Linked DNA regions of Homo sapiens: region 1 is linked to region 2. A link is a loop called in an ENCODE intact Hi-C map of the cell type or tissue named here. Cell type or tissue: endothelial cell of umbilical vein. All regions are shown on one strand. Each heading gives the region's core, and the rest is flanking DNA. Links, peaks and the distances in the headings are about the cores only.

What was found. Hi-C counts contacts between places; a loop is a spot of excess contacts. Peaks named below come from ENCODE experiments on the same cell type or tissue, not always from the same donor. Only the 100,000 strongest peaks of a DNase experiment are listed, where the experiment ranks them.
Region 1: a loop joins it to region 2, with 2.1 times the contacts of the local background. A loop is called at or near these places in 2 of 110 quality-filtered maps.

Annotation. Positions count from the first base shown.
Region 1 is chr10:14,026,569-14,037,283 of GRCh38, reverse strand. The region is part of intron 2 of FRMD4A (FERM domain containing 4A); the gene reads left to right. Among named protein-coding and RNA genes, the nearest start is that of FRMD4A-AS2, 40 kb to the right of the region's middle. RefSeq lists a silencer at 5,166-5,331. In endothelial cell of umbilical vein, for the core only: a CTCF peak has its summit at 4,667 (motif pointing left); no DNase peak of the experiment used is centred there.
Region 2 is chr10:13,884,913-13,895,627 of GRCh38, reverse strand. The region is part of intron 2 of FRMD4A (FERM domain containing 4A); the gene reads left to right. Among named protein-coding and RNA genes, the nearest start is that of FRMD4A-AS2, 100 kb to the left of the region's middle. RefSeq lists an enhancer at 8,319-8,448. In endothelial cell of umbilical vein, for the core only: no CTCF peak of the experiment used is centred there; DNase peaks (open chromatin) are centred at 4,167, 4,337, 4,417, 5,217 and 2 weaker places; H3K4me3 peaks cover 3,222 bases; H3K27ac peaks cover 5,103 bases.

The DNA.
Region 1 (10,715 bases), core at 1,059-9,058, 140 kb before region 2:
CTGGATGACAGAACGAGACTGTTTCAAAAAAAGTAAAGAAAAAGGAAATATTCCAGATCCGGACAGTGAAGTACAATTTATAGTTGTAAAGTATGTTCTATTTGTGTGTTTGTGTGTGGACACGTGCATATGTGTGTGTGTATATATAATCACCAATGGTAACATTTTATGCCTGAATCTGATTAGAATATCTCAAGAAGCATGTAAAAGTGGTTGCCACTAGTGAGAACTGGGTGGCTGTAGGTCAGAGGTATAAGAGAAATTAACTTTTTGTTTCTGCTCCCTTGTTAATTTTGAATTTTGTATCATCTGCATATATTACCTACTCAAAAAATAGTAACAAAAGAGTTTCAAAAGCAGAGCTTTTCAGTTTTGAGGGTAAGAATTGGGTTGCTCCCAACTGGGCACGGTGGAGCATGCCTGTATTCTTGCCACTTTGGGAGGCTGAGGCGGGTAGATCACTTGAGGTCAGGAGTTCGAGACCAGTCTGGCCAACCTGGCGAAACCCCATCTCTACTAAAAATACAAAAAAATTAGACGAGTATAATGGTCAATAGCCTGTAATTCCAGCTACTCGGGAGGCTGAGGGAGGTGAATTGCTTGAGCCTGTCTACTGTGCTCCAGCCTGGGCAACAGAGCAAGACTCCATCCCAAAAACTTGAGTTGCTCCCTCTCAAGCATGTGCTTAGAGAAGAGGTAAAAATCAGTGATTCCGTCATGGTAGGAAGTGGGTAGCATCACCCAGAAAGTACAAATGCAAGCAATCCGGGTTAAGAAGTGAAACAAGCATCACTATACTCCGCTCCCCTTGGCCTGGCTTTGTCCCTTTTCTGCAGACTCCGAACAGGAAGGCGGGGTGTTTATCTTTCCAGCTTTCCCTTTCCGTCTTGCTGATGTTCTCTGCTGTGAGTTTCAAGACTTTCAAAACTCACAAGCAGGGAAATGAGTGTCAGGCACACCCAGGAGTACCCTGAACTAATGATGGGGCGAAACATAATAACTCATCTTTTCTCAGTCTTGCCATCTTTCACTTACTGTACCATTTGGAGTCAGAGGCTTACAAGGATTCCGAGGTCACCACCAGAAGTGTGCAATTGGAATGTGCCAGGAATGATCGCCTGGGCTTCACCACGTGGACTTTCTAAGGCACTTGTTTTCTAGGGTTCAAATGCACATTGTGGAGACACTAATCCTTACTGCATCCTCCTGAATCTTTTATAGACTTTTTTTTTTTTTTTTTTGAGGTGGAGTTTCACTCTTGTTGCCCATGCTGGAGTGCAATGGCACGATGTCGGCTCACTGCAACCTCCGCCTCCCAGGTTCAAGTGATTCTCCTGCCTCAGCCTCCCAAGTAGCTGGGATTACAGGCGCCAACCACCACGCCTGGCTAATTTTTGTATTTTGGCATTGAGATGGTCAGAGAAGCAAAACACATGGAAAGGAAGGTGGAGGATTCTGTTTCCAGAGATTCGCTTACTAGTGTGTTTCTTGCATATCTTTAGTCTATTTCATAGGAACAGTGTGAGGCTGTATTAAAAACTAGAGATAAAAACTGGAGATTAAAAACTAGAGATAAAAATACAGCTGGATCGAGGCTGGGATCCTCTTGTGCTCTGGTCCCAGATGCCCTTTCCTGATCTCCGTTATAATAAAATCCTCGTGGGTACGCAGCCCAGGAGAAAAATACAGACAACAGAAGGATTTTTCTATCAAGCTAAATTTATCCACTTTAAAACCCAATATTTTTATCTCTCCTGTTTTCAGTGTGTGTTAAAATGTCTTTTCTTTAATAAAATCATGGAGACAGCAGATTATATTTGGCTTGTTTCATTTTTTTCTTCTTTTTTTTTTTTTGTTTATTTGTTTGTTTTTGAGATGGAGTCTTGCTTTGTTGCCCAGGCTGGAGTGTAATGGCGTGATCTTGGCTCACTGCAACCTCAGCCTCACGGATTCATGCAGTCCTCCCGCCTCAGCCTCCTGAGTACCTGGGATTACAGATGCCTGCTACCACGCCCAGCTAATTTTGTATTTTTAGGAGAAACAGGGTTTCACCTTGTTGGCCAGGGTGGTCTCAAACTCCTGACCTCAGGCGATCCACCCGCCTCAGCCTCCCAAAGTGCTGGGATTATAGGTGTGAGCCACCGTGCCCAGTCTATTTTGTTTTTAATTCCCTAACGTAGCATATAAGATACTGACAACCCTATAGGTTGGTCCCCCCGGTATTTAATTTCATTTTCAGATTGTACTGTTTCATATTACTCAAAGTCTGGAAACCCTCATCTAGTTAAGCTGGGAATTTGACACATGAGGAAACTGAACCCAGGGAGACTGAGGTCCTCAAGTCACCAACTAAGTGATGCCAGTGTTCCACTATGCACCTGCATTATTGGGCATGTCCTCCCACCAGGAAATTGTCCCCAAGGTTGTAGTTGTTGCAGTAATATTAGAAAGCCAATGAGGGGAGGCATCCTTTTCTCTTCTAGGGACGGCCTGTGTGAAGATGCATGAACCTGGTGTCAGGCACAGCACTGCCATTGTAAGATAAATTTAGGTCACTGGACATCCGTCTCTCTTTGAGCTAAACTGGACCAAGGACTTGTAAGCTGAACAAGGAGCTCAGGTTATTTATTGATTAGGGTTGTAAAGTGCAGGTAGAGACCCACCCACCCAAGGCCCAGGATCAGATCTGATCATCTCTCATGAAAATATTTCATTTTCTCCTGAAAATATTTATCTGTTGTCTTGTGGAAGCTTCATTTTTCTCAGGGATGGACACTGTATATATTCACCTCATGGAAGCTTAAAGGGCAAGAGACATCCTCCCATGGCTGTTCCACAGCCAGCTGTTCTTGGAACTCTTCTTCTAAGTTCTGGAACTCGAGTGTGGGTAACAGAGGGCCCTGTCTGCTCAAGGATCCAGCAATAGTCAGGGACGTGCGTCTCTGGATTCTCATCACTCGGAACCCCGAGACCTGCCCTCACCTGCTACCAGCCTGCCACAGACAACCAGCTGGGTACCGATAGCTCCTCCACAGCCTAGGGAGCAGGCAAGGATATGCACAATGCAACAAATGCGCTTAATGAACATCTAGGGAAAGGCAGGGTACACAGTGCCATGACCTCCCAAGCATGTCCTTAGTGGGGGACCCTAGGGACCAAATAGAAAAATGTCCAAGTTATAACAGATAGCTCTTGCTATTGGGGAATGTAGTGTCTCAACAACATAGTGGACCCGTGTTTAGCTCCCACTTATAAGTGAGAACATGCGATATTTGATTTTCTGCTTCTAAGTTAGTTCACTTAGGATGAATGCCTCAAGCTCCATGCATGTTGCTGCAAATGAGGTGATTTTATTCTTTTTTAGGGCTGTGTAGCATTCCATGGTGTCTATATATCACATTTTCTCCCTTCCTTCCTAACTTCTTTTCTTTTCTTTTTTCTTTTCTTTTCTTTTTTTTCTTTCTTTTCTTTCTCTCTCTGTCTCTCTCTCTCTCTCTCTCTTTCTGAGTTTTGCTATGTTGCTCAGGCTGGAGGGCAATGACACGATCTCGGCTCACTGCAACCTCCACCTCCTGGGTTCAAGAGATTCTCCTGCCTCAGCCTCCCACGTAACTGGGATTACAGGCACATGCCACCATGCCCAGCTAATTTTTGTATTTTTAGTAGAGATGGGGTTTCGCCTTGTTGGCCAGGCTGGTCTTGAACTTCTGAGCTCAAGTGATCCACTCGCCTCAGCCTCTCAAATTGCTGAGATTACAGGCATGAGCCACCATGCCCGGCCTATCACATTTTCTTTATCCAATCAGCCATTGGTGGACACTTAGGTTGGTTCCTTGACATTAGCTATTGGGTACAATGCTCAATATTTGGGTGATGGTCACACTAGAAGCCCACACTCCACCAATAAGCATGTATTAATAATATCCATGTAACAAGCACATGTGCCCTGAATCTAAAATAATTTTTTTTTTTTTTTTGAGACACAGTCTCGCTCTGTTGGCCAGTCTGGAGTGCAGTGGCACAATCTAGGCTAACTGCAACCTCCACCTCCCAGGCTCAAGCGATTCTCCTGCCTCAGCCTCCTGAGTAGCTGGGATTACAAGCATGTGCCACCACGCCCGGCTAATTTTTGTATTTTTAGTAGAGACAGGGTTTCACCATGTTGGCCAGGCTGATCTCGAACTCCTGACCTCAGGTGATCCGCCCACCTCAGCATCCCAAAGTGCTGGGATTATAGGCGTGAGCCACCGCGCCCAGCCAATACAATTATCTTAAAAGAACGTAGTGGAGCCTCGCAGATATTCAGTTTCGTTCCAGACCTACCTGGTGACTACTGCAGCCACTTGAATTGCTCTTGGGTATATCTGGCAATACCAGGCAAAGTTACCAAGACTGGGAAACAGACTGTGCATGATTTCCCACCACCACCGTCTCCTGCTCAAAGACACAAACACACTCAGCCCCATTTCCTTCCTGCAGGATGTCCCCCGCCTTTTATCACTAGTGCAGTCCAGGGATGCTGGCTCCTAGCAACAGATGGGGTGAGGGGATGCCATGCTGGTGTCTGAGGGGTGATGGTGGACACGGCACAGAACACCGCATCCACCAAAGGGTGGGCGTCTTAGGGTGGTGTCCGCCAGCAGCTCCCCCTTGCTGGCGCCCCCTGGTGGCCTTCACTGGAAGTGGTGGCAACGTAGTTCCCAGGCAGCAACAGTGAGGGAGGGGTCGCGGGTGTGGATAGCGCTACTTGCGGTTCACCGTTTACAGACTCTCCCAAGTACAACTCTCCTGCAAGTCAAGGGGTGATAATGCTTTGTTTTAGCCGGAAGTTCACCAAGAACTATTCATGTTTCAGGAAAAGCGCTTCACTAATGGCAATACCCCAGTGGCATTTGAGTCTCCAACATGACAGACATTTGGCAATTAGCATTTGGAGTTCTGGCCTCACAGTAATTAAGAAATCGATCACTTCTTCATGATTTCTGGTTGTAGTTGCATTATCTGCAAACATTTACATATTGTAATATATGTTATTTGCTGACAGATTACTTTCCTACTATCTTTTGTTTACATAACAGAGAATTGTGCTAATTTTTTTCAATAATATGTGTAAGCAGGTTGCACGATCCATGAATTTTATTTGAGGACAGTAAGGGAGTATTTTTAAATACTTGTTAGAGCCAGCAGTGGTAGAATGCGTGAAGTCCCAGCTACTCAAGAGGCTGAGGCCTGAGGATTGCTTGAGTCTGGGAGTTCAGGGTCAGCCTGGGCAACATAGAAAGACCCCATCTCAAAAAATTAAAAACTTAGAATATTTCTTAGAACCAAGGCCGCTGACTCTAAAGGGATTAAACATCATTGATCATTCTAAGGCCCATGGGAAAGGCAATGGGGGAAGAAAAAAAAAAAATCTAAGTCAGAGTTGGGTGAAATGGATGGTGGTTCTTCCTCAAGATTGTTTTACAACCAGCAGACTTCCTGGATTTGGCAATGACATTAATGAGCAAAATGCCCCACTCAAAGTTGTCCAAAGTGCAGAACATGCAATGGTAGTAGTCGTCACATAGCTCCAGCTCCTATTCCACAGCTTCTCATTTCAGACCAGCTCTAAGAGCTTCGCCTAGAGCTCATGCCTTGGTTCTCTAAACAACTCCGGAAGGCATGGAAATCTTTAAATCCTGTGTGTCTGTTACAGATGGGAAAGAGCCATTAAAAAACATCTGTAAGGCTGGGTGTGCCTAAAATCCCAGCACTTCGGGAGGCCGAGGCAGGTGGATCACCTGAGGCCAGGAGTTCAAGACCAGCCTGACCAACATGGTGAACCCCCATCTCTACTAAAAATACAAAAATTAGCCAGGCATGGTGGTTGGCGCCTGTATTCTCAGCTACTCAGGAGGCTAAGGCAGGAGAATCACTTGAACCCGGGAGGCGGAGGTTGCAGTGAGCCGAGATTGTGCCATTGCACTCCAGCCTAGGCAACAAGAGTGAAACTCCATCTCAAAAAAAAAAAAAAATGTCTATAAAAGATTCAGGAGGATGCAGTAAAGATTAGTGTCTCCACAATGTGTATTTGAACCCTAGCAAACAAATGCCTTAGAAAGTCCACGTGGTGAAGCCCAGGCGATCATTCCTGGCACATTCCAGTTGCACACTTCTGGTGGCGACCTCGGAATCCCTGCAAGCCTCTTTGACTCCAAATGGTACAGTAAGTGACAGATGGCAAGACTGAGAAAAGATGAGTTATTATGTTTCACCCCATCATAAGTTCAGGGTACTCCTGGGTGTGCCTGACACTCATTTCCCTGCTTCTGAGTTTTGAAAGTCTTGAAATTCATCCTTGTGACTGGTCAGGGGTTGTGGGTGCATGAGCCAGGGACTGCGGTGGGGCTGGAGATGGATGCAGAGGAATAGAGGCTTTGTACTCATTGGAGAGGCTGTCAAAATGGAAAATGCATCCTGAGTGGGAAAGACAAGGTTGGTTGTGTAAGCCATCTACACAAACATGGAAGAATAAGGGCAGATGCTAAGAGTGTAGTCTTCTGAGAACCACTGCCTGATCCCAGGCCAGTGCCAGGCTGCCAGGGGCCCTATAGAAGCAAACCTTTAAATTAACATGTCTGTTCTCCAAGAGATAGCTGGAGCAGACAGGCCAGCCTTTAACTAGACCCAGACAGGCAGCTTGTTGTCTATATGGCCATCAAAAGGGCTTGTTTTACTTAAACAAACAAACAATCTTTAAAATCCTCTCTCTTTGTAGTTTGAAGGTAAGGCAGAAGCTTGATAGACAAGTATGTCATTAGGACATTAATATCAGTTGCTCTTACACATATCATTGAGAGTTTTCTTTTCCATCTTTATGGAGATATCACGGACAAAAATTGTATGTATTTAAGGTGTATGATGTAATGTTCCTATGCAGGTATACATTGTGAAATAATCACCAGGATCAAGCTAATTAATGTATCTATCACCTCATATAGTTGCCATTTTCTTTTTTGCTTTCTTTTTCTAAAAAACATTTTATGATGAGAACACTTAAGATCTATCCTCTCAGCAAATTTCAAGTAGACAGTACAGCATTGTTAACTCAGTCACATCGCTGTGCATTGGGTGCCCAGAACTTATTCCTCCTGCGTAACTGAAACTTTGTACCCCTTGACCAACATCTCCCCATTTCCCCCTCCTCCAGCTCCTGGAAACCACATTCTACCCTGTTCCTCTGTGAGTCTGGCTATTTTAGCCTTCTACCTAGAAGTGAGATGATGCAGTATATGTGTCTTTCTGTGTCTGACATTTTTCACTTAGCGTAATATCCTCCAGGTTTGGGAAAAAGACAATCTCTTCAATAAATGGTGTTGTAAAAACTGGATATCCACAACGCAGAATAATGAAACTGGACCTTTATTTTATACCATATACAAAAATCAACTCAAAAACGATTAAAAACAAACATGTAGTTTTTTTTTTTTTTTTCATGTAAACTGGATCTGTGGGACTAATTGGGTGATCAAAATAAAAGCCAGTGGTTTTGCTCTTTAAAAGTATCTCAGTACTTATTTAATAATTGGATTAAACTTCTACTTAGGTTTACTGACCCAGGCATGAAAATAGGTAACTAATGTGTCTTACTGACTGATTCTGATCCACTGTGTGGTGGTCTGATCACCTGCCCAAACCTGATCTTCAAATATGTGATCTTGCTGAATAGAAAACCACTGCTCTAGGTTAGACAGGAAAATGGTTCAAGGAACACATTTTGTATATGCAATTGCCTACTGCTTTGGGCTTACACGTGGTTGTCCTTAATAGAGATTGGTTGATATGAACTGAATTAATCTAGTTGAGGCAAGAACCTCACTTTTGCGGAGCACTCATGCGTTTGAAGCAGATGATTCATTTTCAGGGCTGCAGAAATCTATAATACTCTCTCTAGAAGAACGATCTGCCCACCGTTTCCCTAGGGAGAAGGACTAAGGAGAGACCAGCTTCATGCCTTTACAAATAATTCAGCCAATTCCCACCCCACCACCGAGACTTCTATTTTATTTGAATCTTACCACTAAAACGTTAAGCCCGCTGGAGGAGATGTTTCATAGAAATGGGAGAAAGAGATGATCATCTGAGGTTCAAAGAGAAAGAAATTTAACGGTTCTGAATTTAAAAACATACCCACAAGTGTTGTTATTTAAATGCACAGAACAAATTCCGGTGTTTGCCTACCGTATAGAGTGTGTCACTGATTAATTATTCTCAACCGGCCAGCCCCAGCAGGATGGTTCATGTCAGATCATTCTTAGGTGGCCACCAAGCTTTGATCAACGGTTAAAGTGGATTTTTTTCCAACAGAAATTTACACCATCAAAGAAATGTCTATAAATAGTAGCAGGATCCTGTGCTGTCAGCATTGAGACCTTGGCTGTCAACTCTTCAAACCCAATGATCCCTGGGCTCAACCCTAGGATCCATCACTGCCCTGATGTCCCTGCCACTTAGTGCTGCAAATCCCAACCTCAGGAGGTGTACTACATACCTCCCTCATTCTCACTCATTGCCCTTCCCACAGGGTGGGAGTATGGATATCGATACAAGCGTGCAATGTGTCATAATCACACTGTGGAAAATGGGGGTCTCCATCCCCTCAAGCATTTATCCTTTGAAAAGCAAGTTTTGTTAGTCCCTTTCCTTATGAATTAAATTTGGACAAAATGTTTTTAATATCTGGATTTTCATAAGAGATATGTTTATTTCATCAACCTTCCTCCTGGGGTGGACAAGGGATCAGAGCATGGAGAACAGTTAATGTTTCTTAGGTAGGGCAACAGCCTCTTCTCCCCCTTTGTCAGTGACTCTCCCTCATCCCCAAGTCCCAGAGTGAGTCCCCTGATAAGGAGTTACGCTCTACATTCATATTTCCCAAGAAAAAATAATGTAAGATTACTTCAATCACATCAGGCCTCCTCTTTTCTAGTCTGTAAGGTCTTGAAGAAGAAACAATATCTTAATCATCTTTGTAGGCACCAGCACCTATGCCAGTATATACCCCAGTTAGTAAATAAACATTTGTCCAAAGGGTGCATTAATGAATGAACAAATGAATGTTCACATTTGATATAAGTATTAATAAAATGTCCCCATAATTATCAAAAAAATATATAACAGGTAGTTAGAATATAGTTACTAAGAAAACATCCACAATCGATCGGCCCAAGCCAGCCTTCACCATGTTCTCATATACCGATAAGCACTGACACCCGTGAACTTGCTTGTATGAATGTATCTTCAAGTTTTTCTGTCTTAACACTGGTGTGGTTCTACTTCCTCCCTGGTACCCAGTTACTCCAAGTGGCTCATATCATTCACTAAAATCCGAATTCATGATTAATGTCTCTTCGGGGTGACATCCGCATACACTAATTTCCTGTGCATTCTTCAGGCTAACTCCCTTCTGGTCAATTTCTCTCCTTTGGAAACTATTAAAGTGACTTTTGTTGGAAGAACAGGATGTTCTGAATACATTCTTCTAGAGCCCCAGTGCTAGAGTAAGAACCACACACTCTGCCCAAATCATGTACAATTTCTTATCCCTGAAGTTTGCTATTTACATTCTAAGAGAAGCCAATGCACTGACTGTTTGATTTTTGTTTTGTTTTTGTTTTTGTTTTTGTTTGAGACAGAGTTTAGCTCTTGTTGTTCAGGCTGGAGTGCAATGGCGCCATCTCGGCTCACTGCAATCTCTGTCTCCCAGGTTCAAGCAATTCTCCTGTCTCAGCCTCCCGAGTAGCTGGGATTACAGGCACATGCCACCAAGCCCAGCTAATTTTTGTATTTTTAGTAGAGACAGGGTTTCATCATATTGGTCAGGCTGTCCACCCGCCTCGGCCTCCCAAAGTGCTGGGATTATAGGCGTGAGCCACCATGCCCGGCCGCATTGACTGTTTTTAAAGCCCCCCAAAAAATTGTCTTAGAAAATAGTCACATAAAGTCATGGTTGAGACTGGGAGACTCAACTCTCTCTTGGCAACTGCTTTAAATGGAAACAATAGCTCTTCTCCAAGGTCTGATCCCTTGTCCATCCCAGGAAGAGGGTTGATGAAACAAACAAGTAGTATATCTCTTATGAAATTCCAGCTATTAAAAACATTTTGTCCAAATTTAATTCATAAGGAAAGGGGCTAAGAGGACTTGGTTTTCGAAGGATAAATGCTTGAGGGGATGGAGACCCCCATTTTCCATGATGTGATTATGATGCATTGCATGCCTGGATCAAAATATCTCATGTAACCCATAAATATATACACCTACTATGTACCCACAAACAATAAAAATAAATTCTTTTAAAAAAAGAAAGAAAATTTGATGTTGAACACTCCTCTGAGATCGCTGGAAAACTAGAACAATGTTGCACATATGCAGATACATACCCTCCCCCTAGTCTCCTTATGATAGGGCCCCTCATGGGCATCAGGCTGTCTTGCTTGGTGAGAGAAGGCACTTGGCTTTTTGAGGACCTTCAGGGCAGCTATAGTTTTAACAAAAGATGGCAACTATGTGGCAAGAAGTCCTCTTGTGTTGAGACTTTCTTGCTGATGTGATGCAGCTGGTTATTGAATCAATTTCAGACATGGCAAAACCATGAGCCCCTAGGAAGGTCTGTAGCTCAGTTAGCCCATCAGGGAAATAGATTTTCTGTGCATTCTTGGCTATTGAAGACATTC
Region 2 (10,715 bases), core at 1,807-9,806:
ATCACGACCTATTTCTGTTAGTATTTCAAATTCTTCGAATACAGCTTTTCTTCCTTCAATTCTTATTTGTTCCCAGTCCAGGCCCCCAAGCACAAAAGGTTTTGGGAGGGGTAAAGAGATCTTGTGCCAGGTACTAGTTCTGGTTGTGGGGATACAGTGAAAACATGGCACATACACACCATGGAATACTATGCAGCCATAAAAAAAGAATGAGATCATATCCTTTGCAGGGACATGGATGGAGCTGTAGGCCATTATCCTTAGCAAACTAACATAGGAAGAAACCAAATTCTGCATGTTCTCATTTATAAATGGGAGCTAAACGATGAGAACACATGGACACATAGAGGGGAACAACACACAATGGGGCTTATCACAGGATAGAGGGTGAGAGGAGGGGGAAGATATGGAAAAATAACTAATGGGTAATAGGCTTAATACCTCAGTGACAAAATAATTTGTACAACAAACCTCCATGACGCTAGTTTACCTATGCAACAAACCTGCACGTGTACCCCTGAACTTAAATACAACTTTTTTAAAAAGCCCCAAAAGGTTTATGCTTATTCAGCCAGACCCTGTTCTAAGTGCTTTACATATATTAACTCGTTTAATCCTCATAACAGCCCTACAAGGTAGGCAATATTATTGTCCCCATTTCATAGATGAGTGTTCTCAACTGAGGCACAGAGAGGTTAAGAAACTTGCCTAAGCTTGCACAGCTAGTGGGTGGCCAGGCAAGATTCAAGCCCAGGCAGAATGGCTTCAGTCTGTGCCCTTCACACAGGTCTGTGAATCCTGATGGTGGCTAAGTGTTAAGAAAAAAATAAACAGGATGGTGATATATTAAGTACCTGGGGGAAAACATTCCCCATGTGCTGGTCACCGAAGGTTATCTAAGAGGCAGCATTTGAGTAAGAACCTGAAAGACGACCAGGAGCCAGCTACCCAAAGAGTGGGGTAGGGAGCAGGGCCTGGCCTTCCAGGGAGAGGAAGCAGGAAATGTGAATAATATGTGATGAAGACAAAGAGGATGTGGCAGGAGCAGTGAGAAGCCACCCGCAGTCTTTAAGCAGAGCAGTGATGTGAGCTGAGCTCTTTCTCCAGCCTGGGCTACTGGGTGATCCGCGGATGCGTGACCACCTGGAACATACGGAGCCCTGGAAGAGGGTTCTGTAGCTGGAGGGTAGGGGGTGACACGATTTCTGGTGGGGCTGGGTGGCAAAAGATAAGACTGGATGACCAGGGGGTCCTTATAGCCATCAGAAGGAATATGGACTTTTTGTCCCCAAAGCCAGGGAAGCCCTGAACAGGTTTTTAGCGAAAGTTACGGGATCAGATCTGGGATTTAGGAGAATCGCTCCAGCTGGAGTGGAGAATGCATCTGAGAGAGATAAGATCAGCACCCATTCACAGGGCTGCTGGAGACATCCTGGTGAAAGATGATGTGGCCTGAGTATGCCTGGCGCCCAGCAGTTGCTCACTCAGCTTCAGGCACTGTTGGGATAAGGGGCTGCCCTCATGACTTTTCATGAGGTAGTTATGAGGACAGGCTCCATGATCAGGTGAGGAATGAGAGAAAGGAGGGAGGGAAATGAGCTCTCTATCCCTGTTTCTGGCTTTGGGGAGGAGGAGGGAGCATGCTGTTTACTAGGAGAGGGAGCCTGGAGGCAGGATTGGCCAGTGAGGCAAGTTCAGTTTAGGACATACAGAATATGACAGTGGCCAAGGCGGAAAGCAGGAGGTGTAGATGTGGATAAAATTCAACAACTCCTCTAAGGATGGAAACAAAATATTGGAAGAGAAATGTATGTCTGAGCTGGGTGCGGTGGCTCACGCCTGTAATCCCAACACTGTGGCCAAGGTGGGTGGATCACCTGAGGTCAGGAGTTCAAGACCAGCCTGGCCAACATGGCAAAACCCCGCCTCTACTAAAAAATTAGCCGGGCATGGTGGTGGGTGCCTGTAATCCCAGCTACTCGGGAGGCTAAGGCAGAAGAATCGCTTGAACCCAGGAGGGGAGGCTGCAGTGAGCCGAGATTGTGCCACTGCACTATAGCCTGAGTAACAGAGACAGACTCTGTCTCAAAAAAAGAAAAAAAAATGTTGTAGGTCTGAACATTTCCTCATTGTCCATTACTAGGTGTTGCAGTCAAAACAAATCAGGACTAGAACTAGTCTGCGTGCAAAGAAACAATATGCCCTCTGAGGACCTCAGAACACAAGGAGATGGGCTCCAATTGCATTATCAAAAAATGGGGTTTTGCATTGGAATACGCCTCACAGACTTTAGAGAGGTACCTGAGAATCCCATTCGAACCTGGCTTCAGATCATCAAGTCTCCAGTCAGCTTGAAATAACACAGGTAGTTAAGACCAGCCTGGGCAACATGACAAGATCCCGTCTCTACAAAAAATACAAAAATTAGCAGCGTGTGGTGGGGTGTGCCTGTAGTCCCAGTTACTTAGGAGGCTGAGGCAGGAAGATCACTTGAGCCCAGGACGGGGAGGTTACAGTGAGCCGTGATCACACCATCACACTCCAGCCTGGGTGACAGAGTGAAACTCTGTCTCTATAACAAACAAACAAACAAACACAAAACAGGTAGTCCTTAACACCAGCGTTCAACTTTTTTCTCCAATGCTAACTGTATGCCCAATTCCCTTTCTATTGATGGTGAGGCCTTTTGAACTGTTGAAAATTTTTACCAGTGTTGTTTAGAAAACAACACAGGACCTGTGACTGGAAAAAGGTATAATTTTCAGTCAGTTGGAAGACAGGATGTGAGTGATTTCTTTTTATTACGAAGTTTGTAAGTCCTCAGAGCCTACCGGTCTCCGGAAAATGATGTTTCTAGATCTACCAAGTACTAGATCAACCATGGTGGGAGGAAAACCAGTCTCTCCCCTGAAGAGTGGATGGGTGCAGGTTGGAAATTCTAGAGAAAGACTTTACCCAGAAACAAGTCGGCTTTTGCTAAGTGGAGGCTCTTGCCAGCATCCCCTTTTATTTTATCACCGTGTTTTGACAATTCATGAAAAAAAATGTGTCTAAGAGCAAATTGAGCTCCTCAAGCAATAAACATTTAGACATACCCTGTGAATTGAGTTATTGTTCTTGGTGGGGAATCTTCCCAGAGTTTGTTTCTCTTTTTTGGAAAGACAACGTGTCAGCCCGTTTTCCTACCCCGGGTCTCTCGCAATGGAAGTCTCCCTCTCCCAGTCATTGTCGCGAAGCCTTGACAATAGCCACATGCCTCGGTTATCCTGCAGCAACTTCCATTGAAGAGTTGAGGGGAGATTAAAATTCAATACAATTGGACTAGATCGAGGGGTAAGAGCTGTGCCTTCAGCCAAGGGAGCTGCTGTCTCCGGGCTCTCAGGGTAGGAGAGGGCCTCGAGCGGTGGCTTTGGGTGGGTTTTGTGGGGGAGCCAGGGGTCCCCCGCTTGGGGACCTCCGTGCTGGGCATCCCGCACGCTTTGGACGCGCGCAGCCTCACCGGGAGCGAACTTTGTCTCGCCTGCGGGTGCCACGGAGAGGGGCTGGGAAGCCGAGCCAGCTCTGGCGGCGACTGGGGGCGTCCCTGGCTTTCTGGGGGGGCGGGGGCGCGCATTGTTGTCCAGGATCGGGCGGCGGGCGGTGGCGGCGGCGGTGGCGCGCGGTGGCCGCCTAGCACCCGACCTAGCAGCGCGCCGGGGACTGGCTCGGGGCGCGCTGGGCGCACCATGCGGCGGGCCGGGCGCGGGCGAGGGGCGGGCCGGCGGCGGGGCTCACTGGCGCCGGGCCAGGCTCGGCGCGAGAGGCGCGAGCGGGCTATGGGCTGACGCCGAGGGCCCGCGGCGGGGGCGGCGGCGGGGACGGGGCGGGGGCTCGCCAGCTGCGGGCGCCAAGGCCGCCTAGTAGGCCAAGGGCCTTCGCCCGGGCGAATGGGACGCCCGTTCCGGGGTACCAGCCGCTTGCAGCCAGAAGTTCCTCGGATCCCTTGGAAGCGCAAAAAATAAAAGGTAATGTGTCTTTGTTTCCCGGTCGCGGTGGCAGGGAGGCGACTGACGGCAGCCCTTCGCCTTCCGTGTTTTCACGCTGGGCCGGGGAAAAGGGACGCGCCGCTGCTTCTTTACTGGGGGCCTGGAGTCGTTTATTTCGCGTATGTTACAGTTTTTAAATGCAAATCCCACGTGGGGCACATACTGTGCTTTCTTCTGCAACCCTCCCCTCGGCACACACACACCTACTTTCCTTGGGCACCTCAGTCCCACGCTGTCTGAATCTACCCGGGGAGATAGGAAAGGACATGGCTTTAGGCAGAGCTGTGTAGGCTTTTTTTAAAACCATTTTCTGAGAGTGCCAGGGGAGCCCTTTCCTTTGGGTGCAGGACAGGGCGTTTCAGACAAGGGTGGCGGGGGCCAGCAGCCGATCGCCGGTGCCCGGGGCTGCTAAGATGGACTGCTTTTTACGTTCCAAATGGCTGCAGCAAGTTTGATGCAGAGAAAACGGACGCTCGGAAGGGGAGGAGAACAGAAGGGAACCCCCTTTAGTACGTGCTCATTTAAAATTGGCTAAATGCAGTGCTTCTATATTGGAGGCAGCTGCTCAAATGTTGGTGCACGTTGAATTCAGAAAAGATTCCCGGTGCTGCACCGAGAAAGCTGCGTGGGCTGCCTGTGCGTAACGAGCGACTTGGTGCCTTTTTCTCCAGTACCCTGTTAGCAGAGTAACTGTTCGTACATTCAGGCGTATTCTGCGAAATTTCCAAGGGATGGCTGTGCTAATAATAGCTCTGGCGACGGCTTCTTAATAGACATCCTCATTCTGAACGATGCAGCCATGCCAGCCCCCCGGGAAGTGCAGCTTGCTGAGAAACGAGAACCAATGCCCGCAAAGGACTCCCTGACCCCACCATGAATGGATGCGGCTCTGGCTCCCCTATGAATGGAGCATCCCAGTGGAGACGCTGCTACTGCTGTTTCTGGCTTCTTTCAGTTCGAATCCTCCTCACAGATAGTGATGAAAGGGGTTGCTCTGAAAACCTAGACAGGCACATTTCTAAGTCTGAGCTGGTCAGTGGTGACAGCCTGTTCTATCGGGAATACATCTGCCTGGACCTGATTGAGGGTTCAGCTGCTGGTACCCCCCTTCCACCTCTGCATCCGTAAGTCGTCCTTTTCCAACAGCATCACTGATCTGTGGGAAAGCACCGCTCAGAGAGCCCGGGACAAACTGCTGACTTCATCCTGGGAAGCCACTGCTGACCCTGGGGAAGTACCTTAGGAACTGGATACAGTAACCTGTCCCTTAGACTTCATGAAACTTAGCTGGGTATGCCGTCCTTCAAATGTGCAGCAAAGTGCTTTTGCATTGGGGGCAGCAGTCAGGGAGAGGAAGACACATTTCATTGTTTTGTTTTTGGTCTTTAAATTGTATCAAGCCCATTCGTAGCATTAAGCCCCATTTATGTTTGAGTGTGACTTGGACTTGGACAGGGCCAGAAGACCAAAGCCTCAAATCAACAGAAATCTGGTTTGGTTCTCAAAGTGTTACTTGTCTCTTGCAACCTAGAAGGTTAGGAGATGATCCAGTTTGTACACTGTCTTCTGTTAGATCCATTCTGTTGCAAAGGAAGTTTGGGTTTATTTAGGGCACAGCAGGAATGAGGGTCGTGTGACAAATAGGTTTGAATCCACTTGGTCCTGAGAAGTTAAATAGCTGCAATTAATTTAATTGGAGGCAATATTTGGACATGCTTTGAAATCAACGCTATATTGTCCAGCCAGTGAATACAATGTTGCCTCCAGATAAGTTAGAAAGAAGTAATGACTGGTGTATGAAGTTGTGTGGGTAGAAGTAATGTTTTAGGGAGAAAAAATTAAATTCTTATTCTTTCATTAAAGGGGAATTGTTTTAGTAGGAATAAGGATCAGAAAATCTCTCCACCCTCTTTTGTTCTGACCAAGTGTGATCTGCCGCTGCTATTGCTATATTGTTTTTGGCACTTGTCTTGAACTAATTTTATTAATAAGACTTGTTATTTATGGCACGGGTTCTCTTTGTAATTTGCAGACATTGTTATCAAGTCCCCTGATAACCTGGCAGGTGGCTGGTGCCATTAGCATGATCTCGTCATTGGGGAAACTGAGACCCCTTGAGGTTCAGTGAGTTGCTGATTTCATAATCCATGAGAACAGCATCCCAGATGTGCACAGCTCTCGATGTTATTGTCACAGCGAAGTTATAGCCTGAGGTCAAAGGGAAAGACATCCAGTGACTCCTTGCTTGGTTCTGGAACTTGGGGAGAGAGCTCTGTGGAATAGCAGATATGCAAGAGTTGCCAAGGAAAGAGCTCTTGAGTCAACCTTAAGGAGTGGATGCAAAAAGTGAGATTGGTTTGTGATGTGAAAGAAAGGGATATGGAAGGTTCAGGAGATCTCATATTGAGGGGACTTGCCAGGCTACCTTTGTCTTTAAGTAAGTGTTGGGTGAGACTACCATCAAAGATCGTTACTGCCTTTACTGCATGAATATACCACTTGTGTTTACATTGTTTATGCTGGTGCGTGTGTGTTTGCATCCGCACGTGCGTGCAGCATGCTTGTAGTTCAATTCACGTGTCCAGCAAGCCATATACTTACCCCTCATAAGACTTGCGTTTAGCCTGACGCATCATACTGAATGAAAGTATAATGGAGCAATTTACAATCTAAAGCTTTGTTCTTAGATATTTTTGCATATTTTAAGAAAAGGAACAGTATAACTTTTGAAGAATTCCTAGTTCAATATGTCAAAATGAGAAATAGACATGCTAACAGTTAACCAGCTTTTGAAGTTCTTTTAAACTACTCTCCACAGAGTATTAGAATGTCTGAGTCCAGTGTCAGGAGTAACTTCAATTCATATGTCTTATTTTTGGGGTAGCACCTGATATGATAACATTTGTGGCAGAATTTCTCTTTTTTGGTTTATTTGTTGTGCAAAATCTCAGCATCTTAGAAGCAATTTCTGGGACCTCATAAGAAAGCAATAGGGTAATGATCTTCTAATGATTCCTCAGTCTAAACCCTAAAAACTATATTCCCCTTGAGCTAAAACAGGAGTTCTCTTACCTTAATAGAATCAGCAAGTAACTCAGGCCCATGTGCCCTCATGACCTCCCCAGGACACTGCATTTTTATCGGTTCACCCCACCTTACCCATTTCTGATTCTGCGCTGTCCGTTTCTCTCTGGAAATGTCATGAAAGGAACAACAACAAAAAGATGTTGGATGTCTCTGAAAAGTTAGGCATTGATGTAAGAAAAGGAAGAAAAGGGATCATTGCATCAATTGTGGAGGGTATGTAGATATTTGGGTTTTTCCTCCAATAGCAAAATCAGAGTCAGAGAATCTTGGAAAAGTGGCTGCTAAAAAATCTGATCTTGTGGGGAAGGGCGTGCTGGATTTTATCTTGAGGTGTTCATTCCAGCCATAATCAGACTGAAGTACATCAGTAGTATTTTCCATTTTTAGTTGTTGTTTTTCCCAGAAAATTTCATCTCCAGAGTTGGTACAATAGCTCTTGGAACTTTGGGCTTTGGAGTCACGATTGCACACAAAGGCCAGACGGTTTCAATGCTCTCTTCTGCAAAAAGTTTTCTGAATCAGCATAAATCCAGCTTATCAAAAATTCTCTTCACAGCAGTTTCATTTTAGTTCCCTAAATCCATCAGCTGCCACCCTTTCCGTTGTCTCATGGAATCAGCACATCCTTCTCTTATAAGGAATAATTTAGACACACCCTTACATTGGAAGTAACCAGCTCTACCACCAGTGGCATTATTTTAAAAATCCCTATCACTGTTCCTCTCTTACGTTTACAGAAGATGGTCAGAGCTGGTGCTACTGTTTAGTACATTGCACTAATGCTTATTTGGGGGGCTAATGAGTGTGTGTGTGCGTTCAGTTATGTTTGTTTTTTGTTTTGGTTTTGTTTTGTTTTCAGATGGAGTCTTGCTCTGTCACCAGGCTGGAGTGCAGTGGTGCAATCTCGGCTCACGGCAACCTCTGCCACCCTGCCTCAGCCTCCCAAGTAGCTGGGAATACAGGCACGTGCCACTACGCCCAGCTAATTTTTGTATTTTTAGTAGAGACGGGGTTTCACCATGTTGGCCAGTATGGTCTCGATCTCCTCACCATGTGATCCGCCCACCTCAGCCTCCCAAAGTGCTGGGATTACAGGCGTGAGCCACCGCCCCCGGCCTCAGTTCTTAACTGTATCAGTGGAAATTGGGCATTTTCCTCCCAAAGAGAAACATTGTTCATCTTCCACTTGAAGATGGAAGTCACTGCTAAGAATAAAAGTCACAGTTGTTGGAAAGTAATAGAGGACTATGGGGGATCCGGTTCAGTTCAGGGGCCTTATTACTACCAAATAATCAAGAAGAAATGAGTGGTAGTCTCAGTTTGAGTCAAATCAAAACCTCTCTACAGATGTACCAGCATAATTAATTCTAATTCAGAGAAGTTCCTTGTAGGCTCTAGCTTGTTAGGAAGGGCGATCTCTACACTGTGTGATGTTTTCTGGCTTTTTGTTTTAAAGGTAGAGCTCCAGCCATTCAATGATGCAATACAAGAAGAAACGTGTTGTCTGTGGTCAGGAGCATTGGTACATCCATACCCTTTGCCCCAAACTCTGACTTACATTCACATGTTCCTTTTTGCTCCTGCCTTCTTAGCAATTATTTGCCAATCCGTGGCTACTGCGTATGTTTTGCTTGCATACACTCACTACATTAACTCGCTGCTCATGTTGAGCACTCCCCGGACCCTGGTTGTATAAGCAAATCGCTGAGTGAGTGTAGCAGACCGCACTCCAACATGGATCTGTTTAGACTTCAGAAACCTGAAAAACCAGCCAAGCATGGTGGCGTGTGCCTGTGTTCCCAGCTGCTCCAGGAGGCTAAAATGGGAGGATTGTTTGAGTTCAGGAGTTGGAGGTTACAGTGAGCTATGATTGCACCATTGCGCTCCAGCCTGGGCAACAGAGGGAGAACCTGTCTCTAAAAAAATAAAAATAAAGGAAAAAAAAGAAAGAAATCTGGAAAACCCCAGTGGTCTAAAGCACAGTGTCGCTTGTTAGGCCCACCTGTGTCAAAACTTTTCTTAGTCTGTGCTGTGGTATGGCCCCTCTTCCTCAGTTAGTAATGCATTACCAACCTTAAAGTCCGGAGTCCTGGTCCTAATGCAGAATCCCAAACCTTTTAATGATATTTTGCACTTCAAATTAGCCAAAACCTCTCCCTGCACACTTGAAGCTACCACTCCACAATTTCCTGTGGGATTAGCCTGTTCATTGGTGATGCAGCCTTCTTTGCAGGGTTTTTGCCTTTCTTTGTCCTTGCTGTATGGGGAACGCATGGGAAAAAAAACAAAAACGGCAGGTAATGGGGAATTAGATTGATAATGCATCACAGGGAATGGAAATAATAATCGGCGAGTTGCCAGGCTGTGCCATTCATAACCAGAAAATGTACCATTACGCTCTCGCCACATGCCTGGGAAGAAGTATATAGATGTGATAAAACCCAAACTAGGAAGCCAGACAGTGTGGGTCCTCCAGAGCTAGACGACATACCTACCAATAGCCGGAGAGTCTAGCGCTGGCTTGCCCATCTCCCGACTCCCACTGGCCAGCCCTGCTAAGTATCTGATATTTATTTCTCTGTTGCCCAGAGAGAGAGAGAGAGAGAAGGAGAGATGGGAGGGTGATGAGGACATGAAGTAGACACTGATGGAGCACAATGGGGAGCAGTGTTCGGCCTTCTCAATCCCCTTTTATTGGGCTGCTTGAGTGTTTTGTAACAGAAGAACTGCAGAGTGACCAGTAGCACAGATGTAGCCTGCAGGTCTTGGCAGGAGGGGAGAACCATGTACAGAAGGCAGTTGTAACAAGGGCTACTGTTAGCAAGGGCTGCAGCCACGGCTGCAGGGCTGCCCATCACAGTCAATGCCTGGTGCAGTCTACAAACCACGTGCATATGTGATCTGGGGGTTATCCAGCCAATCAAACATTTTAGAGAGATGGTGCTTTAGGAATGAAAGGGGGTATCTAGATCATTTTTGCAAATGAGGAAGAGCTTACAGGCATTGAGGGACCTCGCCCTGGTCTCAGCTGCTGCGCCAAGGCTGGTGTCCCTGCCTCCTGATGTGGATCTGTGTGGTGCAACCTGGCATGGCAAACAGAGAGGGGAGGATGGCGCCATCTTGCCCTGGGTTTGGTCATCTAACCAGCTCTGCCACTGCTTATGTGGCCTTGGGTGAATTACTGAGTCTCTCTGAGCCTTGGTTGCTTTATTTATAAGTGACATTCGGAGGAGCAAATTAGTTAATATCTGTGAAACGCCTAACTCTCAAAAAGTATGGGAGACTCTTTTTTCTGGAGAGATGGGATCTTGCTATGTTTCCCAGGCTGGTCTCGAATTCCTGGCCTCAAACGATCCTCCTGCCTTGGCCTCCCCAAGCCCTGGGATTACAGGCATGAGCTACTGCATTAGGCAAGGAGACTTCTCTAGAATAAGAGATTTTGTCTTTGCATTTCCCCCTCTCCAACCTTGTTTACTTATATTACTGGAAGGCTCAACGATGCTAACTTTGGGGGGATATGATCCCATCGAGGTAGAAGAAGCCAGCTGGCTGTAGAAGTGGAGGTGCTACTGAAATAAATGGTGCATCCTCACTTATAATACT